Regions from separate parts of the Mus musculus genome. Here region 2 is linked to region 1. A link is a contact called in ENCODE Hi-C or POLR2A ChIA-PET data. All regions are on one chromosome and are shown on one strand. The core of a region is the stretch at or near the end of the contact, and the rest is flanking DNA. Distances in the headings are between cores, read along the strand shown.

Region 1 (3,525 bases), core at 422-2,921:
CCTCTTGCTGCTTCTAAGCTGAGATTCCCAGAATCCAGGAGGAGCTGTGCCAAAGACCCAGCCATTTAGGCCACTTTCCTGCTCTGCACAGCTCAGTATGCAGATATTCCCCGTAAGGAAAAGTTGACAGACAGCTCTTGCCTTCCTTGGACTCTAGAGCCCCAACAGAACTGTGTACCTGAGCTAGATCTGGGCCTTATAGGAAGGCCGACAGCTGAAGGCATGCACCAGCTTGGCTCTGAGAGCCCTTGGGGTGGTGGGCCATGTGTAGCAGATGGTTCTGGGCAGTGAACTGAGCCCGGCTGAGGGAAGGCTGCCCAGTCTGGCTGGTGGAACCCAGCTGGCTTGAAATGATAGTGATTCCACTCTTCTCCCTCCACTAGCTAAACTGACCAGAAAACCTGCCAGTCCTTACCATCACCCCTGCCCCCACGCTGTGTGATCTATTCCCGAACAGCCCTTGGAATGAGCCAATGAATATTTTATCTAATGCCTGCTGTGTGACATACATGGAACCAGCTAAGTTTACATGCACATTTCGCGGTGTCCTTAAAATATCCTCTAAGGAGAAGTACCGTCCCTCCCCCACTGTGCAGATGATGAAACTGAGTCCCTGAGAGGTGGAGTGACTTGACCCCGATCTCGACAACTGTAAGTGGCCACACCAGGTCTACCTTGCTTCAGGTTTGGGGCCGTGTCTAATCTGTGTGCTGGAGGAATCGGGAATTTCCACCTGTTCTAGCTCACGCCTCTTTCCATGCCTGCCGATGAGACCCTGCGTGAGCTTTTGAAAATCCTTTCCATCTGTTGTCCCATTTTATCCTTATAGCATTCCTGGGAGGTGAGAGGAAGGGGGAGGTAAAAGCAGATTCTGTATTGAGTGCTTACTGGCTACCTGGCATCAAATGGCAGGAACCAGTTTAGTTCTTGCAAACAACCCTGTGAGATGGGAGGCTAACTAGCACCATCTCCATTTTATAGGTGAGAATGTCGAGGGTGACAAGATTAAATGGCTTCTCTGGGGACATATAGCTAATGGATAATAATGGATAATGGAGTAGAATTTAAGCTCCTATTTTTCTGCCTGACAATCAGTAGTAAATGCTAACACTCACACAGTATTTTTGTTTTTGTTGTTTGTTTTTGGGGTTTTTTGTTTTGTTTTTGTTTTCTTATTGTAGACAATTTCTCTATGTAGCCATGGCTAGCCTGGAACTTGCCATGTAGACCAGGCTCACAGAGCTCTGGCTGCCTCTGCTTCCTGAGTGTTGTGATTACGGGCATGCTCTACCAGGCAGGCCTAGCTAAAAACTTATTTTATTGTTAATTCTGTGTATGTGTGTGGTTTGTGTATGGATATGTGTGCATGAGCACTGGAGCCTGAAGAGACTGGAGGAGGGCCTCAGCTCCCTGGAGCTAGAGTCACAGATAGCTCAGGCAGTTGTGATCTGCCAGAAGCAGGTGTTGGGAATGGAAGTCAGGTCTCCTACAAGGATAGTATACTCTCTTAACCATCTCTCTCGCTTCCTCTCTGTCTCTCATATATGAGTGTGTGTGTGTGTATGTGTGTGTATGTTACCTAATATAATTTTCCCCTATGCCTCATAAATTAGTCTTGGCATGTGCTATTTCGTTTTGTAAATGAAAAAAAAAAAACAAAACAAAAAACTGAGGTTCAAGTAGGTAAAGACGTCAAGTCAAGTCAGTAGCAGGCAGAGCCAGGATCCTTGTGTGACTCTTGATCCTTTATTTTATTTTATCCTTCACATGTATTCTTTCTCTCTTCCAGATCCCTTCTCCCAGGACATCTGGTCCTTCCTGTAGCCACTCTTGCTTGGACCATGTCTTCCTCTGATGAAGAAACGCTCAGTGAGCGATCCTGTCGGAGTGAGAGGTCATGTCGGAGTGAGAGGTCTTACCGGAGTGAGCGGTCAGGGAGCCTGTCTCCTTGTCCCCCTGGGGACACCTTGCCCTGGAACCTGCCACTGCATGAGCAGAAGAAGCGGAAAAGCCAGGATTCTGTGCTGGACCCTGCAGAACGTGCCGTGGTCCGAGTCGCTGGTAAGAATGATCCTCAGCGTTTGCTAGCTGGCTGCTGCAGGGTTGAGGGAGTCTGGGTCAGTGTGCACCTGCATGGTGAGGTGGTGAGAGGTCCTCAGAGTCAAGTCAGCTGGAATCTAACTTGTTGTTATGATGATTGTTATTGTTGCAAAGAGGATGAAAGAACGTTCAAGAGAAACCTAAAAAGAAAAAAAAAGAAAAGAAAAAAAAGGAAAAAGAAAGGAAAAAAAAAAAGAAAAAGGAAGCCTACTGCCCTGTTACCCCATGCTGAATGAGGCCTAGTTTCCTATCTGCACCTCTGCCCTGCGTTTCTCCCACTAGGCTGTAGTTTATGTACATAATAGTTACCTTGGTGGCCTGTGTCCCACTGTGGACCTGTTCTCTTCATTCATCCTTAAAAAGAGCTTCAGATTTACATCTCAGGCTTTATGGGTTATTTAAAATTGTTATTTTTGTATTTGTCCAGATAGGGTCTCACTATGTAGCCTTGGTTGTCCTGGAACTTGCTCTGTAGACCAGGCTAGTTTCAAAAATCAGAGATCGCCTTGCCTCTGCTTCCTGAGTGCTGGAATAAGAGGTATGTGCCACCACACATCCTCAGATTTTATCCCTAACTCCTAGTCTTTCCCCAGTGTTCTGCTGTAGTCGACAATGCTATAATGATTATGTTTAGGAATAAAAACTTTTGATTTCTGTTGTGTTATTTCCTTATAAGGAAGTCTTTGGAGAAGCCGACTTTAGTCAGATTGCCTTTCGATTGATTGTCGGTGTGAGGGCTAGGGGCTGCCTCCCCTTGACAGGTCAGAAGATGCCTGCCTGCCCTTTCCAAGCAGCTGTGCTTAGGAGTGTGGGTTTTGGTCTCAGAGGAGGCAAGGAGTCACAGGTGGTGATGAGCCATCAGTGTGGGTGCTTGCCACTGAATCTGGGTCCTCTGTAAGAGTAGCCGAGGCTTGGGGCTGGAGAGACTGCTCTTCCAGAGGTCCTGAGTTCAAATCCCGGCAGCCACGTGGTGGCTCACAGCCATCTGTAATGGGATCTGAAGCCCTCTTCTAGTGCATAGCCGAGGCTCTAACTGCTGAGCGTCACTCCAGCCCTCAGTGTTGTTTTTGACTTAATGAAAGAGCTGCCTTGCTGAGGGCATCCACAGCTGTCTCCCTGAGTATGCTCAGTACCACAGCAGATGTTGGTGTCACCATGCAGGTAGAAAGATAGGGAAGTGCCACAGCTAGTGCAGTGACATCTCCAGCTCTCCGTCCATTGCCAAGGTCTGTCCTGCTGTCTGCTTCGTGTCAGACAGATAAGACACCTTAAGTGTATTGTATGTTACCACACCCTCTGATCAACCTCATGGTTCCAGTTCCCTCACCAGGTGACTGTCAGAACATTTTATTCTAAAGGGCAAACCTGCTAACTGTTACCCAACCACTCAGAAGCCATCTTCGGCTCTTCATTGCCTGTGACGTA
Region 2 (3,525 bases), core at 692-3,191, 34 kb before region 1:
GGAGGGGAGATAGTGGTAGCATGTCAGGCAAAAGAAGGTGAAACTTAAGATCAAGAGAAAGTTCTGGGATGGAGAGATGGCTCAGTGGTCAAGAACACTGAGTGCTCTGCTGAAGGTCCTGAGTTCAAATCCCAGCAACCATATGGTGGCTCACAACCATCCGTAATGAGATCTGACGGGCTCTTATGGTGTGTCTGAAGACAGCTACAGTTTACTAAGATATAATAAATCTTAGAGAGAGAGAGAGAGACAGAGAGAGAGAGAGAGAGAGAGAGAGAGAGAGAGAGAGAGAGAGAGAGAGAGAATGGACAGAGATCTGAGAACTGCCACCTTTGCCATGGACTGGGCTCACTGGTCATGAATGTGCTAGCATATGGTGCCCTGGCTTCTAGCCCTAGAACTGCAAGGGGCTAGTTACCTGATGGCATTTGAGCACATGAGACCCTTAAGCAGGCCTTCACAGTGGCATAAGGAGAGGGGTGGGTTGGAAAGGGTGGCCATCAGTTCCGTGCCATTAGAACTTTGTGAGTATGGTTCACTACTTCCATAATGAGCCAATATTTGACTGGACACAGGCTGAGTGCTCAGAAAACTTTAATTGAACTGAAACCAGTTTCATATGGGACATCCAGCCGATGGAAGGGGGTGAGTGGAGCAAGTTGGAGTGATTGAATGAAATTAATAAATTGTGGACTCTCTTACTAGGGTTTCTATTGCTGTAAAAAGACTTGTGACCATGGCAACCATTTAATTGGGGCTGGCTTACAGTTTCAGAGGTTAGTCCACTATCATCATGGCAGGAAGCATGGCAGCATGCAGGAAGGCATGGTGTTGGAGAAGGAACTGAGATTTCTACATCTTGATCAACAGGCAGCAAAAGGAGACTAATCCACACTAGGCTTGACTTGAGCATAGGAGACCTCAAATCCCTCCCCAAAAGTGACACACTTTCTCCAACAAAGCCACACATACTCTCACAAGGCCACCCTTCCTAATAGTGCCACTGCCTATGAGGCAAGCATTCACACACGTGAATCTATGGGGGCCATTCCTATTGAACCCACCACATGGACTTCGGGAATTTTCTCCAGAAACTGTTCATTCGCAGGCACAGCATCTGTCTTATAGGCCAGGCCAGCCTTGAACTCAAGAGGATACATCCTCCTGTCTCAGCTTTCTGATTGCTTTGGTGCAAATGTCAGCTAATACATCAAAGAACGTTTTCATCATGTCACAGTATAAAGAAGTCCCTATAGTAACTCTATAGCTGTTTGTTTGTAACAAGATCTCACTATGTAGCCTTAGTTGGCCTAGAACTCATAGACATCCACCTGTTTCCGTTTCTTAATTTCTGTGATTTAAAGGCCTGAGCCACCACGTTAGGCACTATTATCTTTCTTTTAAGATTTACTTTATGTGCGAGAGTTTTGTCTTCATGTATGTGCACCATGTGTGTGCTCCTGGTATTGCTGAGGTTAGAAGAACTATGTTGGGTCCCCTGAATCTAGAGTTAAACCGAGGACCTCTCCCAGATCAACAAATGCTCTTAACCTCTGAGCTGTCTCTCCAGCCCGGCTATTATGTTTATTACCAAAAAGGGAAACTGCCACCGTGAAACTGGGAAACAGTCACACAAGTTTTGGGGTCACGGCACACGAGCTTTAATCACCACATTTCCTTGGGGTGAGGGAAGCACTACTCTTTCTCGAGTGTGACCTTGCTCAAGTAGCACAACAATCAACGGTCACGACAGTGCTGAAAGGGAGAACTCACTACCGGGCGCAGTAGTATGGGGAAAGTCGGTTTATCAGCTGTCAGCGTCTGGAGGCTGGGCTGCTTGCTGCGCAGGCGCAGACCCGCTGTGCTTGGTTTCTACAGTTCCTCGGCCGGTGGTTGATTTACGGCGTCGCTCTGGAGATGTCGTGCTGCGGGCGTCCTTTACGGCAGGCGTCTGCGTCCTCCCGCAGCCGGCGGTCGGGAATTGCACCAGGGACCTGACAAGGGCACTGCAGAGGTGCGGTAGGCGCTGCTGTGTCCGCACAGCCAAGAAGTTTCGTTCAGGATTAGCTCCTTGACACATTTCCTCTCTCTGTGGGTGGCCCAGGTCTGGGCGTGTCCTCCTGCCTTCCCTTCACCCCGTAACTAGGTCGTCACCCCCACCCCCGGCCCTCCGGAGCAAATCCACCGTCTGCCGGACTCCTGCCTTGGCCTCCTTCCTACCCTGACATCCCGCTCCTTTTTGTTTTTGTTTTGAGACAGGGTTTCTCTGTGTAGGCTGGAATTCACTCTGTAGACCAAGCTGGCCTTGAACTCACAGAGAAGCATCTGCCTCTGTCTTCCAAGTGTTGAGATTAAAGGCGTGCACCACATCCTGATTTTGGTCCCCAGAGCCCTCTACTTTCTTCCTGTTGTGCACTTGGCTCAGCAGCCGCTCCAGAGCCTCTGTCCGTCCTCATTGTCATAACTTCTGTTGTCTATGTTTGTGTGTGTGTGTGTGTGTGTGTGTGTGTGTGTGTGTGTGTGTGTGAGAGAGAGAGAGAGAGAGAGAGAGAGAGAGAGAGAGAGAGAGAGCGAGAGAGAGAGCGATGTAGATCCTCCTCTGGGACTTTTTCTATTCTCCCAATGGCTTCCTCCCCCGAATTCTTACTCAGGTTCCCAGTGTGGGTCTCCAGTGCTTATGATGAGCCGTTTCCCCCATTTGCCTCTGACATACACAGTAAATGACTAAAAGAATGGGAGGGAGCTTTATAAATTAAATTCACCTAAATGTCCGCGTACAGGATGGTTTTGATGTGGGTGCTGCGCTTGCTTTCCATTCTTAAGCACATTTGTCGTTTGGGATTATTTTGTTCTATGTCAACTTTACTATGTATTTTCCATATGTTCTTTTTGCTTAATGTATGTCATATTCTACTGAGCACCAGAATCTATCCACTGCTTTATAGTTGTACGTGTAAGTTGTTTGAGATTTCCTGATTTTTTTTATTTTTTTACAAAATTTTAATTTGACTTGTTCATTTATTTTTAGCAGTTAACTAGCATCTGCTCGATTTTGCTCTCAAAACAAAAGCAGTAGGAAAAACATAGAAGTAAATAGACTGTTACAGTAATGGACGAAGTACTTTTGGGGGGGGGGGTTCGAGACAGGGTTTCTCTGTGTAGCCCTGGCTGTCCTGGAACTCACTTTGTAGACCAGGCTGGCCTCGAACTCAGAGATCTGCCTGCCTCTGTCTCCCAAGTGCTGGGATTAAAGTCATGTGCCACAACTGCCCGGTGGACAAAGTACTTTTTAAAGTTTTAATTATGTGTGGATGTATGACTGTGGGCATGTGAGTGTAGCTACTCCGTGAAGCCAGACACATCATACGGCCCTGAAGCTGGAGCTGCAGCTACTTGTAAACCACCCAAAGTGGTTGCTGAGACTCCAGCTCGAGTCCTCTGCTAAAGCAGCATGCACTTTTAACCTCTAAGCCATCTCTCCAGCCTAGGACAGACTACTTCTATAAAAGGAGAGACACAAGAGAG

The links. A loop is a pair of places that touch in the nucleus more often than their neighbours do. ChIA-PET counts read pairs that join two places held with the same protein, here RNA polymerase II (POLR2A).
Region 2: a loop to region 1 is called in a map of left cerebral cortex, with 2.6 times the contacts of the local background. The contact joins the promoter of Ndufs5 here to the promoter of Macf1 in region 1. A Hi-C loop is called at or near these places in 3 of 37 maps with a recorded cell type or tissue (all left cerebral cortex). POLR2A ChIA-PET finds 5 or more read pairs at or near these places in 2 of 5 experiments (both embryonic stem cell).

The regions. Positions count from the first base shown.
Region 1 is chr4:123,682,506-123,686,030 of GRCm38, reverse strand. It overlaps Macf1 (microtubule-actin crosslinking factor 1), which reads left to right and starts at 1,671. Exons shown (of 98, transcript NM_001199136.1): 1 at 1,671-2,061. The coding sequence starts at 1,842.
Region 2 is chr4:123,716,602-123,720,126 of GRCm38, reverse strand. It overlaps Ndufs5 (NADH:ubiquinone oxidoreductase core subunit S5), which reads left to right and starts at 1,941. Exons shown (of 3, transcript NM_001030274.1): 1 at 1,941-2,014.